Linked DNA regions of Homo sapiens: all the other regions are linked to region 1. The links are chromatin loops, found by intact Hi-C in ENCODE. Cell type or tissue: MCF 10A. All regions are shown on one strand.

The links. Hi-C counts contacts between places; a loop is a spot of excess contacts. Peaks named below come from ENCODE experiments on the same cell type or tissue, not always from the same donor. Only the 100,000 strongest peaks of a DNase experiment are listed, where the experiment ranks them.
Region 2: it touches region 1 in a loop (17-fold over the local background); 65 of 110 quality-filtered maps call a loop at or near these places.
Region 3: it touches region 1 in a loop (11-fold over the local background); 7 of 110 quality-filtered maps call a loop at or near these places.

Annotation. Positions count from the first base shown.
Region 1 is chr11:109,941,926-109,949,925 of GRCh38, forward strand. It overlaps LOC105369484 (a long non-coding RNA gene), which reads left to right and starts at 4,604. Exons shown (of 3, transcript XR_948004.2): 1 at 4,604-4,782. RefSeq lists an enhancer at 4,343-4,432. In MCF 10A, a CTCF peak has its summit at 4,458 (motif pointing right); a DNase peak (open chromatin) is centred at 4,506.
Region 2 is chr11:110,088,847-110,096,846 of GRCh38, forward strand. ZC3H12C (zinc finger CCCH-type containing 12C) reads left to right here and starts at 4,546. Exons shown (of 6, transcript NM_033390.2): 1 at 4,546-4,586. The coding sequence starts at 4,566. RefSeq lists silencers at 3,756-3,815, 4,116-4,375, 4,436-4,905. In MCF 10A, a CTCF peak has its summit at 4,292; DNase peaks (open chromatin) are centred at 3,955, 4,285, 5,015 and 6,945.
Region 3 is chr11:110,246,190-110,254,189 of GRCh38, forward strand. It overlaps RDX (radixin), which reads right to left. Exons shown (of 14, transcript NM_002906.4): 9 at 7,757-7,920; 10 at 1,514-1,644. Among named protein-coding and RNA genes, the nearest start is that of RDX, 46 kb to the right of the region's middle. In MCF 10A, no CTCF peak of the experiment used is centred here; a DNase peak (open chromatin) is centred at 5,832.

The sequences.
Region 1 (8,000 bases):
CTCTTTTGCTTAGAATTAAGTTCCAGAAAGCCAATCCCTCATTGTTTCCTCAATTTTTGGAGAATTGAAAATGTCAACAAAGGAAGTCAAGTTATTTATATTTCAAAAAGAGAAATGTTTAGTACTATACATACATTCTCAATTGTCTAAATAAGATACAAGAAAAAAATCACATAATTGCTGTTTATATGGAAAAAATTGGAGGAAGAGACCCTGTTTATGCAAAGTTTCTCTCTCTAAAGTAGCAAATTAAGCTCCTAGTAGTAGGCAAGAATCAAGAGCAAATTGCAAAAGTGTGATGCTTTGCTTATGTAATGATTTTAAGTAAACAGAAAACAATTGAAAGCCATAATTATGGGTATCTTAGGTAAAGAACTTCTACTGTTTTCATAGTTAGGACTCACCATTCTTTTGTATGATTTGGTTCTTGCTTCCACGCATCCAGTTAATATTAGTGAAATTTATTAGAGAAAGCATTATATATGCTGTACTGAAGACAAACTATCACATTAACGTTGCGTTTATGTCTATGCGTGAGAATTGTATTTCTGTGCCTAAGAACTTTGGGGTAGGATTCATTATTCCTGCTCTGATATTGACACTCTCTCTTTCAACAGAAATGGACCTTTTACAATATTGAATGGATCTCAGAGAAGACAATGAGGGAGGCTATAGTTCTCTAGGACTGAGAGAACAGCTTAGCACATGGGATAGGATTGGATTGAACATCACAGGCATGAGTTCTCAGCCCAACCCTGCCTCAACTGGCTACAAGGCTTTGGACAAGTCCCTTGAGAAATGGAGTCTGGGCCTAGAAGGAGAAGATGGCTCCAAGAGTCCTTCCAGCCTCAAACTACCAGGCTATTCTTCCAATATTTAGGCTAGAAATACTTCAGTTTTCAGGATCTAGCCTTCAGCTGCAACTGATGGCTAAAATGAAGGAGCACTTTAATGATTTAAGAAGCTATTCAGTTGTCATAAAAAAGTAATTTTGTTTCTTCCAAAGCTCCAGATTAGTATGGAGATTTTTCTGCTGAGTCTTATTTTTAAAAGGCATTATGCACATCAAGACTGACATAGCCATAAGGAATTGTAGAAATTTTAATATCTGTTGATGTGGATGAGAAACTAAAATTTCCATATTTAAAACTGTCATTTGACTTTTAAATGGATCACATTAAATTACTGTCAGAAATGTTCAATATTTTCTCATCTATATACGATTGTTTCTTGGTAGATGAAAGCTGCAATCTGGTTTCTTTGGCTACATGGCCATTTTTTCAGTTTGTCCCCAAACTTGCTACCAAGCTTGTCCCCAAAGCAAGAGGATGAGATTAAGTGACTGTGGTGTGTGTGTGTGTGTGTGTGTGTGTGTGAGAGAGAGAGAGAGAGAGAGGAAGAGAGGAAGAGACTGAGAGGAAGAGAGAGAGAAATAGCAGCAGCAAGGTAAGATAATATCTCAAAAAGGTATATTTTATTTATTTTGTCTGTTTTTGTTTTTTTTGAAGAAAGGTATATTTTTAAAATAAGGTTATTTCCCCAAACTATATGAATTTTTTAAATGACACACATAAGGAGAATATTTAAAATAAGAAGCCCAATAATATTTTGTTCAAAGACCTTCCAGTTGCATTTTTGTATATTTATAATGTAGCAATTGGGATTCAGGGAGTCAGGATTGATTTTTTTTTTCACCCAACATTATGAGAAAAAGTGAGAAATACATAATCCTACCTTAGCCCTCTTAGGCCAAATACAAAAAAAGAAAAAAAAATAGAAATGAGTTAAAACCTAATTTCTGTTCGGAATGTAATGTTTTGTGAAAGAGATGCAGACTTGGGGGGAAAATATTATTTTTGAGAGAACTGTAGAGGTAATTTGCAAATCAAAGCAGATGTTACTTATACTTTGTCTCATTTTTTTGTTACCATCCCTTTCTCCAACAGATCCAAGCATAGTTATCAGCACATATTAGGTTTAAATATTTCTTGATTGAGTGCTTGCTAAAAGTAATAAATATCCAAACTTAATTAGCAATAAGTAGTTTATCTAAATATCCAGCTAGAAAGAAGATGGAAAAGTGTAATAATTCTTGCAAGAGAAGGAAGGAAGGAAGGAAGAAAGGAAGGAAGGAAGGAAAGGAAAGAAGGAAAGAAGGAAAGGGAGATGAGGGAGAGGGAGGAAGAAGGAAAAATATCTTCATCTAATTAGGAAAAAAATAAACCTGGGTAGCTTCTATGTTCTTAGATTAGAGAAAGAAAATGGAAGTAAAGAAATTAGCGTTATTTGAATCTCTATTGTGTGCCAGATACTCAGCTAAGTTTTTGGATTTTTTTAAATTTGATCTATAGCTATTTCTATCTTCTCTCTGATGTAAGGATACCTTAGAGAACTAGAAATCAGAGAGAAGAAAAGGGAAATGATTAAGTTGATATCAGAACCTACAGAAGTCTTACCACTTACCAAACCAGAATCCTCAAAGTTGTGGATAATTTTCTAGAGATTTTTGACACCAAAGTAAACTTTAAATGTGTGATAAAACATTATTTAGTTAATTAATCATATACTTAAGCTTTGAAGTTAATGGTAAGTACAGCCTATACATTTTTCTTAACTGTTTAATTCTTTAAAAGATTGTCTTTGCTAGTAACTTTTAAGGCCTAATTATTTTAATCGAGTTTTGAAAAATATTAAAAGTTAAAAAGAATTGCAGAGGAATATCAAAGGAAAACAGTAGGTTATAGAAGACTATGTATTCATTAAAAGCTTGATAATTCTTGCCTCTGCCTGGTAGGATATTAGGTAATTAAAATTTATTTGATTTGCATATCTGTGTTTTACAATAACTATATAATGCTTTGGTAAATAAAAATCATAATTTAAAAAAACAAGTGGCATGGAGAGAAAACAGAGAGAAAAAAATGGTGCCCAGCTTTATTCCTTCCATGGTATAGGGTTTTAATAAAAAGACTGAATAAAACTGCAAAAAATTCCTGAGACAAAACACACAGGGCAGCGCAGGAGAACAGGAAAGAAGAAAATACAGAAAAATAGACCCAAATGTTTCAATAAACTGTCCCGCCACACTAAAAAATGGGCAGCAGCAGAGGTTGCCACATGCATCTACAGGCAAAGAGGAGGAACAACGATTGGGATTATTCTAACCAGATTTTTCATGAAACCTTCTGTTGTAGCTGGCCTAAGTGGAACAAATGTGTCTGTGCCTTTGTTTCAGAGTATTTGTACTCCCTAATTTTTATAGCTCTTTCCACATCTTTACGTGCAATAACTCCACTGATGATGTCATACTGGTCTTCCTCAGTTTCTACAAATATAGCCAGCTCTTTCTCACAACATGGCATTTGCACATGCCATTCCATCTGGAACAATCCATTCTCCCATCCTCTTCAATGTTTCTCCACAGCAAGTTCCCAGTCAAACCCAGGTCTCAACTAACATGTCACCTCCTCTGAGATTTTGCTGATCACCCTACTCCCCGACCTGAAGTAATTGAAGTAATGCAGTCACACCACTATACACACTCCACCACCCTCAACTTTGCTTCCCTAACTTAACTCCTGCATCATTGCCTTCAAAACCCTTAGCACAATTTGCAATGACTTTGTTTGTTTGTTTCTGTCTTCCTCATTGGAATGCAAAGCCCATGAAGTCAAGAACACATTTGTCATCACAGTTGTGCTTCCAGTAGACATATGGTTGGCACTCAACAAATATTTGGGAAATAAATGAATGGTCTCATAGTAACCTAGCGCAGTACACAGAGCACGAATTATTATCCCCATTTCATAGGTAAGAAAATCTCAGAGGTGCTTCAAGGACTTGCCCCAAAACACACAATCAGGAACATAACCTCGGTCTTTTTACTCAAGTTCAAGATTTGAGTCAGCCTTCTAGCTAGGTGACACTGGGCACTTTACATAACCTCCATGTTTCTGTTTCTCCATCTGAAAAACAAGAAATAAAATAGAAACCTACTTCATGGTTGTTACGAGGATTAAACAAGGCTTAGAATGTATTTCCATTGGGAAATACTTAATTTCACAGAAAAATGTTAACAGTCTGATACTAGATCACAGATCTTGATGGAGGCAATAGGTTTGTATTCATAATATATATAGGATGGGCTGCACTCAGGAGAATCGAGAAGTTTTGTGGCACAGGGAAGTTTTTTTAATAATGAAAGTGAGGCTGAGATGTCAAAGGCAAATGAGTACCTCACAATTTTGCATCTGGGTGGCTGTCTACCAATCATAACCTAGGTCCCGTCTTGGAGCCCATGGAAGTTGGCTTGTTTTACAAATCTTGAAAATTCACCTATGAACATCAGAGGTTGCTAGTTATGGCCTGAACTAAGAAAAGGGTCTATTTTCTTGAGCCTTAATTTGTGGAATTACAAGACATGCTTTTGCTTCATTCGGTAGCGCAGGCTCCGACCACTAGAGGGAACTGCTCCATCAGTTGTATGAGACTCCAGGCTTCCGCATTCCTCTGGCTGTGACTGTGGAGTATTGTTTCGTAGCAATTTCCTCAGAAACGTAATTGGTCATTGACCCAATCATCTCTCCTTCATGACTTGCAAAATATACTCTCCTGGCCTCAGAGTTGTAAGGATGGAAACAAACACTTCTGTTTCTGAACCAGAGTGGGTTCTCAGAGTCTTGGCTTTCTTTCTGCAGCCTGTCTGCCTCCTAAGCAGCTGAGATTGTTTCCCCACTACAGATGAGTGATAAGCTGACTGCACCCTCACGGATAATTCTATCAGTAAGTAGGTCAGAAGGATAACCCCCTTCCCCTCTCTCCCCAAAATATTCATTTCCAAAATACTCACTGAGTGCTGGATTACATAAAATAGGAGCCTGGGGAGGGTATCATCCCAGTCACTTACCATTGGGTCAAGCGGCTGCTTGGACCCTGTGCCAACTAAGACCCTAATCTCAAGTACGTGCAGAGTAGGAAGTAATTTATGAAACTGGCATCCCCAAAGAGTAAGGAAGAGCAAAAGTGAATAAAATTTATTTAGAACAATTAAAATGTTCCGACTGGCTTGTGTGAGCAGTTTGTACTCTCAGGAATTCTCTGCTTTCTTCAGTTCTTCAAAGCTCTGTCCACAAACTTAGAAGAATAAACCAATATTATGGGGGAGAGAGGAGGAGACTTTAAAACACCTACAGATCATGGAAGAGAAAGAGTATCTACCTCTCCTGGAAGTTGCTTTTATTATTATTATTATTATACTTTAAGTTTTAGGGTACATGTGCACAATGTGCAGGTTAGTTACATATGCATACATGTGCCATGCTGGTGTGCTGCACCCATTAACTCGTCATTTAGCATTAGGTATATCTCCTAATGCTATCCCTCCCTCCTCCTCCCACCCCACAACAGGCCCCAGAGTGTGATGTTCCCCTTCCTGTGTCCATGTGTTCTCATTGTTCAATTCCCATCTATGAGTGAGAACATGCGGTGTTTGGTTTTTTGTCCTTGTGATAGTTTACTGAGAATGATGATTTCCAATTTCATCCATGTCCCTACAAAGGACATGAACTCATCATTTTTTATGGCATAGTATTCCATGGTGTATATGTGCCACATTTTCTTAATCCAGTCTATCATTGTTGGACATTTGGGTTGGTTCCAAGTCTTTGCTATTGTGAATAGTGCTGCAATAAACATATGTGTGCGTGTGTCTTTATAGCCGCATGATTTATAGTCCTTTGGGTATATACCCAGTAATGGGATGGCTGGGTCAAATGGTATTTCTAGTTCTAGATCCCTGAGGAATCGCCACACTGACTTCCACAATGGTTGAACTAGTTTACAGTCCCACCAACAGTGTAAAAGTGTTTCTGTTTCTCCAGATCCTCTCCAGCACCTGTTGTTTCCTGACTTTTTAATGATTGCCATTCTAACTGGTGTGAGATGGTATCTCATTGTGGTTTTGATTTGCATTTCTCTGATGGCCAGTGATGGTGAGCATTTTTTCATGTGTTTTTTGGCTGCATAAATGTCTTCTTTTGAGAAGTGTCTGTTCATGTCCTTCGCCCACTTTTTGATGGCATTGTTTGTTCTTTTCTTGTAAATTTGTTTGAGTTCATTGTAGATTCTGGATATTAGCCCTTTGTCAGATGAGTAGATTGCAAAAATTTTCTCCCACTTTGTAGGTTGCCTGTTCACTCTGATGGTAGTTTCTTTTGCTGTGCAGAAGCTCTTTAGTTAATTAGATCCCATTTGTCAATTTTGTCTTTTGTTGCCATCGCTTTTGGTGTTTTAGACATGAAGTCCTTGCCCATGCCTATGTCCTGAATGGTAATGCCTAGGTTTTCTTCTAGGGTTTTTATGGTTTTAGGTCTAACGTTTAAGTCTTTAATCCATCTTGAATTAATTTTTGTATGAGGTGTAAGGAAGGGATCCAGTTTCAGCTTTCTACATATGGCTAGCCAGTTTTCCCAGCACCATTTATTAAATAGGGAATCCTTTCCCCATTGCTTATTTTTCTCAGGTTTGTCAAAGATCAGATAGTTGTAGATATGCGGCGTTATTTCTGAGGGCTCTGTTCTGTTCCATTGATCTATATCTCTGTTTTGGTACCAGTACCATGCTGTTTTGGTTACTGTAGCCTTGAATCTTCAATACATATCAGAAGTTCATAATTCCTTATTTCAAACTCATGTCTTATTCATTCATTCAGCAAAATTAAATACCTTCTACTTACCAAAACTGTTCTAAGTACTAAGAATTATGTATGGACAACAGGCTGTTGAATACAGAATAATTATTGCTTTTTCACAACTTTTTACCTTTTTTAATTAACTGTTTTATTTGAGATCATTGTGGATTCACATTCAGTTGTAAGAAATAATACAGGGATCCCATGTACCCTTTCCCCAGATTCCTCCAGTAGTAGCATCTTGCAAAACTATGGTACAATGGAACAACCAGTATATTGACATTATCCAGTCAAAACAGAGATATCTCCATCAACACAGGGATCTCTTACGGTGCTTTTTTATAGAAACACACATTTCCCTTCCCCTCATCCCATATCTGGGTCTTAACCCCTGGTAACCACTAATCTATTCTCCATTTCTGTAATTTATTGTTTTGAGATTATTCTATAAGTGGAATCTTGCATTATTGGTTTTTTTCACTCAGCGTAATTCTCTAGAGATTCACCCAAGTTTTTGTATGTATCAATAGTCCATTCCCTTTTATTGCTGAGTAATAGTCTAGGGTATGGATGTACCATAGGTTGTTTAACTAATTATCACTGAAGGACACCTAGATTGTTTCTAGTTTTGTGCATTACAAACCAAGAGCTATAAACATTCATGTACAATATTTCGTGTGAATGTAAGTTTTTATTTTTCTGCAATAAATGTCCAAGAGTGTAATTGCTGGGTCATGTAAGTGTTGCATATTTAATATTTTCAGAAATTGCCAAACTGTTTTTTAGAGAGGCTGTACCACTTTTATTCCCACCAGCAATGTATGAATGATCCAGTTTCTCTGCATCCTTGCTAGTTTTTGGTGTTGTCATTACTTTTTATTTTAACCATTCTGGTAGACGTCTAGTGATATCTCATTGTGGTTTTTAATTTGCATTTCCCTGATTGCTAATGATCTTGAACATCTTTTCATGTGCTTAATTGCCATCTGTATATGTTTTTCAGTGAAATATGTCATCATGTTTTTTACTCATTTTCTAATCAGTTGGTTTGGTGCTGGTTTTTTTAAATTCAGTTTTGAGAATTCTGTAGTTCTATCAGTCCATTCTCATGGGTCTTGGGCAGCTCTACCCCATGGCTTTGCAAGGAACAGTTTCCCTCCTGGCTGCTTTCACAGCTGGTATTGAGTGTCTGCGACTTTTCCTGGCACACGGTGCAAACTGTCGGTGGGTCTATTATACCATTCTTGGGTCTGGATGATGGCGGCCCTCTTCTCACAGCTCCACTAGGCACTGCGCAGTGGGGACTTTGTGT
Region 2 (8,000 bases), 150 kb after region 1:
GGCAGCCAAGGTGAGATGTGAGGAGGATCTGAAACTCTACCTTTTAAGGCTCAAATGTGAATCTAGGTGTGTGGAAGTCTACCTAAGCGCCATATTTTGGAAGGTAGGACTCCTGCCTTTGTGACCATCCTCCCTCTAGCTGCTCTTTCCAAAGCATTTGCTTTTTACTAGTGAGTCTATTCCAAGATTTTGCCTACTCTGAAGCCACAGCCACTAGAGCTTTTTAATTATGTGCAATTCCAAGTCTCAATCCAAGGTCCAGACTTAACTTTGTAACCAAAAAAGATTTGGCTATCCAGAATCAATAATAGCTAAAGTGCCATATTTGCCTAATGCCTGTTTTGAAGTCTACTATCAGATGTTCAGAATTTGATCCTCAATTTTGCAATGATCTCTAAGTTTCTTTTCATTATCCTAACATCCTCTGAACCCATGAAAATTCTTCCCAATATATTCATTATCTCTCTCTCTCTCTGTCTCTTTCTCTCTAAGTAAATATAATTTGGGGGTAAAAAGAGAATATGAGTGGAATTCCCTAATGCCTATTTAATACTGAGTCATATAAACATTTTATGTTTATTTGAAATTTTCTTTCCACTCTGGTTTATTAAAGATGAACAGCCATGCCTGGTTGTTGTTATCATAGTGAAAATTTTAAATTTTCATACTGACGCTCTCAATAGTAGATAATGAATACTCTCATTTACTGAACTATCTGCCTTTTTGAGATAGGACTATAAAATATTTCCACATGCATATCCTGCTGTTAACTCAAATACATGCCTAAAACCAAACTATTCTGAACGTTTTTAAAAGTAGTTTCTGTACTCATACACTGCCCCTTTTTTCCATTAGTAATGCTACAGGTTTCACATTCGCACCCATGAAGTCATTTTAGACTTCTTCCTTTTCTTAAGTCCATCTCCACTAAGTGCACTCAATCATTCACAAAGCCTCTATGATTTGTATACCACAGTGTCTCACTAGCCCATTTCTTCTTTTCCCTCTCTCACTGTCCACTTCGTGATTTCAGGTCAATTCTCCCATATTAGCCTGCAAACTTGTTTCCCTCCATTTTCCAAACCATCCGGTGACCATCACAATATTGGTATTCCTCTAATGGGACATTATCACTTTCTGACCAAAATCCTTCCAGATTCCCTACTAGTACACAGACTACATGGAGCCAAATTCTCTCTTTCTCTCTCTTGCTCTCTCACTCTGTGCATGAGTGAGAGTGTATTCCTTGCTTGTTTTGCAAATCTCTGTAATTTTGTCCTACTTTTCCTTTCCAGCTGTTTGTTATCCTGTTCCCCAAATTTCCCTGGCACTCTTCGTATATGTTATCAATTCTATGAATATGTTCTTCCTTATCCTCTCCACTTATCAAAATACTACTCATTCATCACAATCCAGCTCAAATCTCCCCTTTTTGAAACCCCGACTCATCTTCTATGTAAGTGTTCCTAACCACCCCAACCTAAAGTGATTTCTCTGTCTTCTGATACCTCATGGCATTTATTACCTATACTCACATTTGACACCTATAAATTATCTTCTCTTCTTAGTTTTCTTTTAATTTTTCATGTGTTTTTATTTCTCCAAATAAATAGTAAAGTAATAAGGGCAGTTACTGTATCTTATTCACATAATGGGTCCTGATTCTAGAGTCAAATTGACTGCATTTTAGCCCCTGCACTGTTATTTACTGACTATAATCTTGGTCTTAGTTGTCTCGTCTGTGAAATGGAAATAGTGATAGGTGTTTCCTTATAGGGGTTTTGTGGGCATTATATGAGACAACGCATGCAAAGTGCTTAGAATAGTATCTGGAACATGGTAAGCATTCATTAAATGTTAGTTATTATAACTATTACTCATCTCTTTTACCTTGATTTTTAACCAAGCTTAATCAATGGAGTTCAGCTGAGTCAACTGTGGGATACAAGGTAAGAGGTAGACTGTGTGGGCAGTATACTGCGGAGTGGAGGAACTTCCTGGCATCACTAAAGCCGTGCCATAGATGCTGTCACTTATCGTCAAACAGCCAGTCTCGTTCTAAGTCCCTGCTAAGTCCCTTAGAGATCCTAAGATTGAGGGCCTCTAACTCTGCTCCAGAGACCTCCAAGGTTTTGGCACAGTGTAAAGGGGCTGCTTTCCCAGCCCCTACTTTCCTGCCAATAAAAATCTGACCCGGCTGCAGACAGCAGGCTACCAATCTTCCTAAGGGTCTTCAGGGTGGTATGAAAAAATGTGGACCTGGCCGGGCACAGTGGCTCACGCCTGTAATCCCAGCACTTTGAGAGGCCAAGGAAGATGGATCACTTGAGGCCAGGAGTTTGAGACCAGCCTGGGCACATGGGGAAAACTTGTCTCTACTAAAAATACAAAAACTAGCCAGATGTGGTGACACACACCTGTAATCCCAGCTACTGGGGAGGCTGAGGCAGGAGAATCGCTTGAACCCAGGAGGCGGAGGTTGCAGTGAGCTGAGGTCGCACCACTGCACTCCAGCCTGGGCGACAGGGTCAGACTCTATATAAAAAAAAAGTGTGCACCACAGAACCAGAGAAGGCAGCCTACCTGCCTACCTGCAATTTTATTTAATCGGCTTCATGACTGGCCTACTGACGTGGAAAACAGGCTCAGTAAGACACTCTCCTTTCATCTCACAGGCAGAGTCAGGATGCTCATGTGCACCAGCCAGTAGGATACTCTCAGCTGGGACCCCAACATCAACAGCTAAAGAGCAACTGATGCTGGCCAAAAAGATGGGGACATCTGTGCTGCTCAACTGAGCCATAAAGGCCTACATTTGGTAGAGAATATTAAACTGAAAATTATCAAGTTTGAACCCCAATAAGCATCATGAATATCACTACCATTAGGCAGTCCAAGCAAATTCAACAGATCCAGGCTTAAACCATATATATGCCCTACTGAAAACAACTCAGAGGCAAAACTAATTTTATGAAAGGTAAAAAGTTGATCAAAGGCATGAATCGTGGTCCAGTGAAACAAATGCGTCCTTTAGATGTAACAGACCTGAATACCTCACATTCAAGCTGTGTAACTGCAGGTAAATTTTCTAACCTCGATTTTCTGATGGATAAAGGGGTTTCTAATACCCAGCTCACATGGCTGTGGTGACAAACGGGACAGTGGATTTAAAGCAGGCTATTTGGCCCGTGGCATATGGTAGGGGCACAACCCATTCAGTGTCCCTCCCTCTCACTCCAGAAGCAGACTCATCCTGCCCTAGGCTGCTCGTAATGATTCCAAGGACAGGCGAATAAGGTTATTTGAACATTTCTGAAACATTGACTTAGTTTGTGCTGGGTGTTGTACGATTCACAGAAGTAGAAAGGCTCTCTGCTCCCGGTGCTTTTCAGCCTGCGATTCAGGCGCCCACCTCTGTGCAAAGGGCTGTTTCCTTCCGATCTCCTGAAAGAGATCTGGATGTATCTTGGGTTCAACCTCGATTTTGACACGATTGCCATTTCCATCAAAGCCAATTTCCTTGCTGAAAGAAGTCCTATCCCTGGGTGAAATCCCAACAGCTTCATTTGTTTAAATTCTTTTATTGGCCTTGCTAATGCAGGGTGTGGTTTTTCCTCATCACGGAATATTGATAAGTAAACAACTACGGGGAACCTGCCCTAAGAAGGCGGCCCGTCGATCTCCTTGACTGCCCGGGACATGATCAGTGTTACTGCTGGGTGGAGAAGGTGTCGCCGAGCGGAAAGGCGCCGTCCTGCACCAGGTCGGGGGAGAGGCGCGGGGAGGTCGGGACCGCTGGGTTGGGCCGGGGCAGGGAATAGGCGCGAGGGGAGGCGGCGCGGGAACCTCGGGCAGCCCCAGCGGCTGGGTCGAGCCCGACAGGTTCCAGCAGCTCCCCTCACCCCTCTCCACGCCTCTCGGGTTTTCCCCTTGGCTCAGGGTTTCCTGTTTCAGTTCTCGGCGTTCTCCAGCAGCAGGTGCTGGTTTGCCAACCTCGGCTCCAGAGGCGGCGACGGAGGAGAAGGAAAAGAGGGAAGGGGAGGAGGAAGCGGCGCGGCTGCGGTGGCTGCGGGCGGGCGGGCGGGCGAGGAGCGCGGAGCGAGGTGGCGGAGCCGGGTTCGCTCTCGCCCGCGGAGCAGCGGCACGGACGAAGGGCAGGGCCGAGCCGAGCCCAGCGCTCGGGCGCGCCCGAGCCGGGGCCCTGGCGTGCGGCCAGCTGTCCGGGCGGGAGGCATGAGGGAGCCTCGCGCTCGCCCCGCGCCCTAGCGGCGGCCGCGGCAGCCCAGGGCTGAGGCGAGAGGCGGCCGCCTGCCGGAGGGCCCCGGGGCTGCCCCAGCTCCAGGGCATGTAGTGATGGCTGCGGAGAAGAGAATGCAAGTAGGTTGAGCAACAGATTCGAGTGCGCGCGCGTTGGGGCTGTGAGTTGTGCAACCCAGGGAGGGGGCGCCGGGGCTGCGGCCCGCGGAGAGGGCGCGCGGGCGGGCGCGGCTTGGCGCGGGAGGGCCGCGGTGGCCGCTTCTCCGCGGGCCCCGCCGCCCGCTCGCCGCTTTCTCGCGGGGCTGGCTATGCCGGGTGGCGGCTCCCAGGTTTGTCCTCGGGAAGGGGGTGGGGGACGCGGACCGCGGCGAGAGTGGTCCTGGGGTAGCCGGTCGTGGGGAGGGCCGCGGGGCCGCGCCCGGGCGCCAGGCGGAGGGCGCCGGGGCCGCAGCGACCTCGCCGTGTGATCTCCAGGCCCAGGCGGGTCGGGCTCCGGAGGTCGAGTCACCGAGCTCCGGTCGCTCAGGTGGGGCCGAGCGGAAAGCCCAGCGCATCCTCCCCTCGGGCAACGCCGTCCCCGCCGGGATTTCGGGCGAGGTGAGGCCGGGCTTCCCGGCCCCGCGGCCTAAGGCACCGGTCCCCGCCCGCCCGGGGGCATAGATCGCGAACATGGAGGCGGGCTCGGGCGCCGCGGATGGAAACGGACACACTGCGCTGCCCCAGCGGCTCAGACTCGCGCGCGCTCGTGGGGCGAGACATCTCTTGGCATCTCGGATCCAGCCCTGGCCATTCGCTTAACTATCCATCCCTCCATCCAGATCGCCAGCAACCCCAGGCCGAGCGTCACGAAAGCCCCTCACTCCCCCCTCGTCCCTCCTTCACCCCCAGGCTCCAGTCCAGATCCCTTTTACACGCTGCGTTCATTTTAGCTCGGCTGTTCACATTTTTAACTCCGTATTAAGAAGTGTTACAAATATAACTTGGAGAAATGAATCCCGCATTTCTTCCCTAAGCTGTCTCATTTCAAGTCCTTAAAAACAGCCCTAACATCCAAGTACTGATTACTCTGTCTGGGGTTCTTGCCATTTGGTTATCCGTTAACAATCTCGGTTTGTGTTCGGTGTTTTGTGATAAAGAGATGAAAGACGAATCCAGATTTAGGAAAAGTTTTCCTATTGGTTGACAAGACTGTATTGGAGTATCCCAGGCCCATCAGGCGCTTATTGATTCAGACTTTTTTTAAACCATTTTAGAATAGATGCAGAGATAATTGGAGCTAAGTATTGTATGTTTAGGAATTTGGCAACGTTGTTCAGTTTTTCACTTGTTACGTGCTTGAGTTTTTCCACTTTTAAAATGCATATTATAAACGGAAAACGAGATAAACCTCAAACACAATTTTTGACTTTTCAAGAACCACAAGAAGTCATAAATACAGTGTGTTATAAATGTTTTTGTCTTAATGGACTTAGGATTTAGAGGGTATGACTTCCATTCATTTAATCACATGTACAATTAATTTTAGTAGCAGTTTCTTAAGTTTAGGGTTCTCTGTGTTTGACTACATGATAGCTTCATCAAACATTGGTAAAATTAATCTTAGTGTGATAAGCCCAGGAAGATGCCTATTTCGGACTTGACCCCCTGTTCACCTGTTTTCTTCAACAATTTGGCATGCTTATTTCCAGTTACCTAAATCTGTCTACTGGATGGTACCATAAAAATAGAATGGCCTGTTGACTATGTACCCATAGTTCAAAATGTTTTAATATTTTTACATGAAAGAGTCTATCTTACTTTCAAAGTAAGTTACAAGATTCTACTTCTAGTATTTGGTCACCATAAAAGTACTTAAACATTATAACCAAAGTAAAATGAACTTTTAAATAAACAACAACAAAGTGACTGGCATTTTTTAGCCTTTATTTAATAAGGGAAGTCTAACGGAACTATTTTAGTATAATGGGAAATATTAAAGGATAGGAAACAGAAACTTGGAATGTTTCTATACTGATGAGAGTTTTTATTAGTCACTTCCTTTTACTAAATTTTTGTTTTAATGACCAGACTATATAAAAATACCCTATTTTATATTATGGGCTTCTCTGGAGCTAGGTTTTCATGGGTTACCAACGTCTGCAAAATCGGATCCCAAGTTGTTAATAGAAATTTTATGTTTAAAACATTTTTCTCATTCTACAACTAGGTCTTCATTCTAGCAGACCACAGTGGTTGCTACATTAATTTTAATTACTATCACAGACGTAAAAATGTTGCTGTTATAACTTCTTAGTGTGTTTCATTGTTTTTGTACATAAATTTAGAATTCTTTAATTCTGATTTGATAGCATTTTTAAAGAAACAAACAAGGTATTAAGTAGGGAATGTTTTTATCTTTTTACTGTTGGAACGTAGAATAACACTAATCTGCAGTTATTGCTCATTTGAAACTGGTATGCTTCTGTTCTCTCTGCAAATAATTACTTATTATCACTCTAGCTGCTGTGTAAGGCCCCCGACCTCTAAAAGGATAGATTATGAACGAACATAATGCTATGTGGAAAGTACTAAGTTCCGTGAAAAAAGAAGTGAGAAATTCAGGTACTGGGGAGTGCCTCAAAGGTAGGATTTGAGTAGGTAGAGCTGGTTGGGAGTCATTTCCAAATGAGTCAGTGAACCCTGGAAGGAAAGCAGGGAGTGGGCGGTCCAGTATGTGGCGCATGGGGCAGATGATAGGAGTAGTGAGTGGGTAAGTTGGCAAATAGAGTTTTGGAGTATAGTTTTTATTAGAGCAATATTAAGTAAATAAGATGGTCAGTGAATAATGAAAATTAATTCAATCAGGATTCCAAATTTAAGCCTAAAATATTGAGATTCCGGAGTTTGATCGTAAATCTACCAAATGTTCTAAAAAAGCTTCTTGTGTTTTAAGTGCTAATATGCCTCATGGACCTGCAGCATATGAAATCTCATGACTTTACAAAGTGAAAATGTGTGAAGATTCAACAAAACACATGTTATAATCTCTGCTGCTGTTTTGCAATTAATAGTTCAGAGAAAGGATGATCAATCAAGAATGTGATTTTTTAAGAAAGATCTATTTCACCCCAGAATAGATCTCTAATTTCTTGGTGATTCAAGATTTGTTTAAAATTTTTGTAGGATTAGTGTGTAAATTAAATATCTGACACATAGTAATTTTTGGCATCTGATAGTATAAAGATAACTGCAGATATGTGTTGTGGCGGCATCAATTCTCTACTGTTGTTTTGGTTTTTATAGGTGACATAGTAATAGTCACGTTTGTACACTGATGTGCCAGACAACATGCTAAGTCTACATGCATTATCTCATTTAACCCTTGAACACCTTTATGCATTGCTTCTATTATCCCCAGTCTATAGATGCGGAAGCAGAGACACTGAGTTTGAGTAACTTGCCCAAAGTCATATAGCTAGTAAGTTGCAGAAAGGAGTTCAGACCCAGGCAGTCTGACTTTATAACCCATGATCTTAACCACTGTGCAAGTTCTGCCTCGATAGGATTCTGTTTTTAGTTTGTTCTCTAAAAAGTGTGTCATCATGTATGTTGTTTTGTTGACATACACCATTTGAAAATTAAGTGATGCATAGTGAGTATGTAAGACGAGAAGCCTTTCCTCTGCATAGTACGACAGTAGTAGGACAATACAGAAATCCTGTCTGGCCAGGTAAGTTGAAGGCAAGGACCGTGTCTTTTTGCCA
Region 3 (8,000 bases), 300 kb after region 1:
CCAGCCTAGGTTATTGCTATTTATTCTCCTAGAAGTATTATTTCTAATCCTCTTGGAATTGAAATGATCAATCAGCTTGCGCATTTATAGCAATCTTTGTGGCTTTCCCCTCTAGCTACTCTCCCTTACAATTATTCTACTCATTGCTCAAGAGTACGTCTCCACCACAGCAGGCTGGTGTAAGAAATCAAAATATATCTTAAATAAGACTGAGTATCCCTAATCCAAAAAACGTGAAATCTGAAATGCTACAAAATCCAAAACTTTTTAAGCACCAACATGGCATTCAAAGAAAATGCCCAGGGCCGGGCATGGTGGCTCACGCCTGTAATCCCAGCACTTCAGGAGGCCGACGCGGGTGGATCACTTGAAGTCAGGAGGTCAAGACCAGTCTGGCCAACATGGCGAAACCCTCTCTCTACTAAAAATACAAAAATTAGCTGGGCCTGGTGGAGTACGCCTGTAATCCCAGCTACTTGGGAGGCTCAGGCAGGAGAATAGCTTGAGCTGAGATCATGCCACTGTACTCCAGCACAGATGACAAAGTAAGACTGTGTCTCAAAAAAAAAAAAAAAGCTCCGATTTTGGATTTTCAGATTTGAAATGCTCAATAGGACAATGCAAACATCCCAAAATCGGAATATTTCTGTTCCCAAGCATTTTCAACAAGGGATATTCAACCTGTGTTGGCTATTTCCAACAGAACTGAATAGCTTGTTTTACCAATTGTAAGAAAGCAGATTATTAAATAGAGCTTTTATAAAGAGTGTAGACTTCATGTTACCCCTGAGAGCCTGCTGCTTAGAGAGGAGAAAAACATTTTATTGATGCAATACTTTTTTTTTCTTGCTTTCTCCACTATTCGCTGAGTGAAAGTGGTATATCCTAAAGTTACTTAATATAAACCACATATTATAAATCTAGTATATCCTTTCTATATACAGTAGCACTTTGGTTATATATTGCCTAAGAAGTAAGTTCTTCCAAACACATTACCAAAAACAAACAAAAAACGTTATAACACGTCTATGTGTTGTGTATTTTCTAGTAGAATAAAGTAAAATATTTTTAGGAATTGAGTTCCAAAAAAGTTCATATAGTCAGAATAGCTTAAATTACTTTAATTACTTAAATGCCTTACTTATACAGCCATAAAGCATTGCATACTTTTCTTTAAATGCCATAATGTATTGCATATGTGTTTTTTGTTTATAAAGCCCATATATACATTTACAATTATTTAAGAATACATATGAAAAATATTTGCATGTTTAAAACAAAAAACTAAAAAAAGAAAAATATCTGCATGTTTAAGAGAAACATCAGCACTGTATAAATGAATGTGCCTTAGTGAAACATGTTTATGATGTGATTCCACTAAGTATTAATTTGCCAATTAAATATACAATTGTCCTATATAACAAATAAGGTTTAAGAGTACTAAAAAAAATACCACTATCTGACAACAGAGCAATAATAATTTTTAATCCATTTTCAAAAAAGAAACTTTTACCTTTCTGAGCTTTAATTGTCTGCTCTTCAATTTGTTTTAGACGTTCCATTAGCTCTTCCTTTTCACGTTCTATTCTTTCCTTTTCCTTTTCTGCTATTTCTCTTTTCTTCTTTTCATTCTCTAATTGTGCCCTTAAAAGGAATTGCAATTGCTGTTACAAATTAATACACAAAAATATTATTCATGTGATGGAATACTACTCTGCCATAAAAAGTAACAAAATAATGTCTTTTGCAGCAACTTGGATGAAGCTGGAGGCCATGATTCTAAGTGAAGTAACTCAGAACATACAAATGCCATATGTTCTCACTTATAAGTGGGAGCTAAGCTATGAGGATGCAAAGACAGAGTAATATAATCGACTTTGGTGACTTGAGAAGCAATGGTTGGGAATGGGGTGAGGGACAAAAGACCACATATTGGGTATAGTGTACATTGCTCGAGTGACAGGTGCACTAAAATCTCAGAATACACAATGATAGAACCCATTCATGTAAACAAAAACCACCTATATTCCAAAAACTACTGAAATAAAATAATAATAATTGGAAATAGTATTCATGTGAAACCTAAGAACTGAATCAACTAAGAAGAAATGACAACATAAATATTTTAACAGGGTTTTCATTGTATTACACTTGTGTTCAAAATAGCATATGTAGTTAAAAGTACAGGACTATGACATACATACACTCATGTACGTACATACATGTGCTGGGTTCCAATGTATTACTTATTGTGGGTTCACAATAAAGACCACTGAGACTATTTTTAAAAAATATTAAAAACTTAGACATTTAGGAACATCCTCAAAGGATGAGTTTACAAAACTGCTAGTAAAGTATAACTGTCAAATATATATTCCTGCATATAGAACATGCTTATAAGGCACACTTTAATGGGGGAAAAATCAGATTTACCATTTGCATACGGGATGAACTCTGACAACAAATTAAATGTCAGCACCAAAAGAGTTAACCACACAGTTGCCATGCCCCAAGAAAATATCTTCTTTAGATTAACCGGAGACCTCCACTGGGGAAATAATAAAGGACTGAAGGGAGCAAACAAAGGCATGTATCTTAAATAAAAGGGAGGGCAACAATTTTCAATCATTAAAAATGAATTAATCCAAGTTTAATTTCTTGGGTAGTACCCATTTATGCCTAGATACAAGACAACAAATCAATTTCACCTCCCTTCACAATTCCATTAGAATGACAGTAGGTGGCTAATGATCTTAAAAAATATCATCAGAGCTCAGTGGGAAAAAATGCCTTGATCATTTAGCTGCACCTGCCATGGGCCTGATGAGAGTGTTTCTTTTAAATACTGCCAAATTCATTCACCAAACATCTACCAAGAGCCTACCATGGGTCAGAATCTATGTTAGGGGCAAAAATATAAAGAGGAATAAAAGTCACATGGGGAAACTCTTATTATCAGACAATATTGTTTACTTAAGTTGAATCAATATTCAAATCACTACTTTAATAACTTAAAAATCAGTTATGATTTCATCTCTGAAATTTATCTGAGTATGCTTTAATGTTCCACAAAAAGAGCACTGCCACCTACTGTCAATTCTGAATTTCAAGCACAAAACCCTGTAGTTTCTCAACTTGCAGTCTCTGATAAACTTATCAGAAAAGTTTTGCTATCAAAAATTTCGCCCTTATTTATAAACCTACATTTTAAAATTCCTGCAGCTCCTAGATACCCATTTGCCCCTAAAACAGAAAGAGAGCTTACCTTTGGGGCAAACAGGTAGAGGTGTCACAAGTCAGCAAGAGGTCAAACACTGATGGTGACCTCCTAGTGCATGCACTAAGCTAAAACATAACGGGTCACCACACCTTGCTGCTGGTTTAATGAATCCTTCCACCATTTAATAATCTAGAGAGGCTGGGCATGGTGGCTCACCACATTGTGAGGCAAAGGCGGGAAGACTACCTGAGGTTAGGAGTCCAAGACCAGGGCAACATAGCGAGACCTCATCTCTTCTAAAAATAAGAATAAAAAATTAGCCGGGCATGGTGTGTGTACCCATAGTCCTGGTTACTCAGGAGGCTAAGGTGCGAGGATCACTTGTGTCCAGGAGGTCAATGTTGCAGTTAGCTATGATCGTGCCACTGTGCCCCAGCCTGGCAGGCAACTGAGCAAGACCCTGTCAAATAGAAAACAAAAAAACTAGGGCCTGGTGGTCATTCATGTAAGGGAAGCTCCATCTCTGTTCTGGAGTTCCCTATGCCTACGAGGTACTTTCGCAACAGCAAGGAGGAAGAGCCAGTAACTATTCCTAACCCCAGTATTTGGGCTCACTCTGCAGGACATTCACCTCTTTCTCTTTATCCTATTTCAATTTATAAAGCATATACAGGCAGAGAGATTTAAGGAGATACAAGCTTCCACACTTCTAGAAGACGTGAGTTTAAGGGAAAGTTTGTGTTTCCCAATCTCTCCGGGCAAAAGAAAGGCCTGGTGGCCCCCACAGTGGCTGCTGACCTTTCTGTGTTCTTTAGATAGCTGAAACATCACGCTTTGTGTGAAAGCAAAAGAAGCAAAAGCACAGTACTTTTCAAGTAATTGCTAGTAAGGCCAAAAGCTATTCTTGTCCATGCCAGGTTGTCTGCCACCCTAGGATGTTGATTAGACTACCCAATCACTCCCCAGCCTCTATGCAATCACATCCAGTTCTGCCACAGTTCCCAAGCCAACTACCTCCCTCCCTCCTTTCCCAAGGTCCCAAGACAATTCTCGAGGACTTACACTGCAAACCAGATCTCAACCAGAAGTCTACCATCATATTCCACCAACTAAGAGCCTTTCAGACCCAGCTCTGGCATATATGGCCCTTTCTGCAGATGGATGTGCTGGTTTTATTTAGCTTTTCCCTATTGATGTTTCATTTGTTCTTCAGGGATGGAGGTGAAGGAGATATGGAAGCAGAAAAAAAGAATCAAGATAATCTGGCCATATGCAAGTTGGGAGGGGGTGGGGAATGGTCTTCCTACTGAAAAATGGAATAAGTATACAGCAGATATTTAAACTGATTATAATATTTAAAACATGTTGTAGTTTACTGTACTCTGTGAGGCTCGTATCTCACATTTTATAAGAATCCTACCCTGACAATAGCCATCTCCAGCCAACACTTCATTCAAATAATACAAATGCCTTCAGCCCTTTACATTACTCAGTGATATCTAGTTTTTGTAGGCCTGTCTTGTCTCCTTTATGAAACCAGATCTTGCTGCTCCCCTAAATGCTGTTCATTTTAGAGGACCTCACTGGCCCATAGGCACACCACACATATTTTTATCTCTACATATTCATCTATGTTGGCTTCTTCTTCTGAACGTATCTCTTGCTCTCTCTAACCTTCAAGCTTCAGTCCCACTTTCCTCATGAAGTCTTTTGTGATTACTGTAACAATAGATGCAGATATTTTTATTTGGAGTTTGGGTTTGAAAACACTCATTTCAATGCAGTTGTTCTATTTCAAGGACATAAATCACATTAATAAACTATTATTCCTTGTATTAATATGCAAAAAATTACTTTAGAATATCTTACTTTTTAAAGATCAAATGGGTCTAATTACACTTTTCTTCCATGAATATTAAAAACATATCCAACTTAGTTTATAATAATATTAGGAATTATTATAATGGCTATTTTTTATTAAGTACCGGGTACTTTGCTAAATGCCTGTATACCACTGTCATGATTTCTTACAAAAACGCTTGAAGGTAAGAATATTATTTTCATAGTAAGAGCAAGGAAACACAGGCTCAAAATTATCTGTTCGATTGAGTGTTAGAAGAGGAGTCAAGCCCAGATTTATCTAGTTCCAAAGCCTGTGTTCTTTGTATGACACTAGCCAGCCTTGGTGCAGAATCTCCCACAGCTAACCTACAATTGGTACATAGGTATGTAACTCTAAACTGTAAACTTGGGGCTTTCAGTTTTCACATGTGGAAACAATTTTAGCCATACAAAAACGTGCAAAAATTATCAGTCATAATTCAATTTGGATGCCAATAATTTAAGAGCTTCAAAAACTACATGGAATAACCACTCATAGTGTATAAGGTCATTTTCATTGCCAAAAAACCCCTAGGTTATAAAAATTATAGGGAGTAAATATAGCCAAATATACCAAAGTATTGTAGGGAAAGAGGTCTCTTTGCTACTCTTTCCCAACTACTGTTCTTGCCCAAGAGAGTCTAGCAGCACAGGCAGCATACCTCTGGGCATTCTCCCAGGTATATCTGCTGGCTACTTTGCCAATGGGCTTAATCAAAATTGTTTCCACACATACAGCTGCCATTTCTCTCTCTCTGACCTGTAAAGCAGGGAATAAATGACTCAGCATGCCATTTCTGAAAGACTGCCAATTCCTAGGTGACTAGAATAATATATCTCCTAGGCATTCAAACTGAATAAAAGTTACTGAATTCCAACTGAGTATAAAGCAGTCAATAAATGCTTACTAATGAAGAGCTCTAACATTTATCCAGGAGAACTACGGATTATTGTGCCAAAAAAGAAACTTAAGTCTTCCACTTCCATCTAAGCCTTAGAGTAACTAAAATATAGCACCATTACCAAATGATACTAAGTAAACATACTACCTGTACTAGAAGCAATACAGTATTTCTCTATAAGCCATGAAATAAAGGATATATAGATAAATATAGTAAGTTGAGAATGTAAATAATATATCAACATTATGAATGAGCAGAACAGTTAGGCATACTATAGAGTGATGAGTATGAGATACAGGAACTGTATATAAAATAATTCCTCATTTATCTCATGCTAGAAAACCTTTAAGAGACAGTGAAATCTTTAAGACGATTTAAAAAAATTAAGTGGAAACTAAAAGAAGTCTTCCCTTTGACAGAGGGAAATGCAAGGCTATGTGTATAAGAATGTACTGTATAGAAAGTAAAGCCCAATAAAGAGTATTTTTAAAAAGCATTTAAGATTAGAACCACAATGTAATGCTACAGCACATGAGCACAATAAAAAAGGACATAGCCCATCAAAGTAACAATCCAACTCATTACTCTTTTTTTTATTTTTATTTTTAAGAGAAAGGGTTTTACTACACTGCATGTTGCCTGTTGCCCTGATTGTCTTCAAACTCCTGTACTCAAGCAATCCTCCTGCCTCAGCCTCCCAAGTAGCTGAGACTACAGGCACATGCCACCATCCTCAGCTCACCAACTCAGTATCTTTAATGATGGGATTAGTAATTACTGACAAGCTTCAAACCCATATAAAAAATGTTTTGTTATGTGGTTAACTTCTCTAAGGAAGATAATTTGAGTTAATATGACAAAATAGGTAAAAATCAATAAAATCTCTTACACAGAACAGTTGTTGAATAAGAAAAAAAATCATTCAATATAAAACCTAAAACTATAGTAGCAAAATGGTATCTAGCAGATGGCTTCCTTCTAGATACAAAGTACCTTATATCCAATATTTAAAATACATATGTTTAGGGCTCTTCAAATTTTTTTTAAGGACTTACTCTATTTCTTAGACTATCACGTTGTTCCATAAAGATTTATTCAATAAAGGTTAACTTTAGTTTGGTCTCTAAATTTTTTCAAGTAAAGCACAAAGTTGAAATTAATCTAAAACCAGATTTGGAAATTAATGTCACTGGACCCAGTAATCTGATTCCAGGGTTGATATAAATTTTATTCACTACCATTCAATTTTAAAAATTATCAATTTAATATATTTAACAGTTTCTTTTTTAAGTCTAAGAGAAACAGAGTTAAAAAGATTAGGGTCTTTGGCAGGGAGTACTGATGTTACCCTACTTGGCACAGTGACGTTTCAGTTGTGTTCTACAATGTCACTGACATTGTTTCAAAGTTAAATATTCAGCACATTCTTACCCTGAAAAAATTAAGAAATATAAGTCACAAGCAAAACAATTTTGAAAGTTTCAAACTACTATATCTAAAACAATGTCTATCAGTGAAAAGCAAGAAATGAGTCACAAAAAGCTATTTTCTTCGAGATATGTGTCAAAGATTTCTAACTTGAAAATTATACATACTCGTTTTAAAGGACAGAGTGATAATACTGTCTTTGAATTTTAATATAATGAAAATATTAATAAATACAAATTTAAGGTACATTTAAAAAACTGAGCAGTCTTAAATTTTAGATAGCCTACTCCTATCAATTAAAAGTGAAAGGTCATAAACCCCATACCTTTCCAACTGCTTCTGATGTTTCTCCTCCCTAGCCTGAGCCTTCATCTGTTGTACTTCAATAGTATCAGGCTTCCTTCTTCGCATGTATAGTTCATGGTTTCCCATACATAAGGCCAAAATCCGCTTATTGATTCTCAGACGAGGTGCATAAAACACAAAATCCTAAACATAAAGTATTCTGAATTTAAAATCTTCCTCAAGGATACTGTCTCTCATAACAATCTGTACTAAATTTTAACATG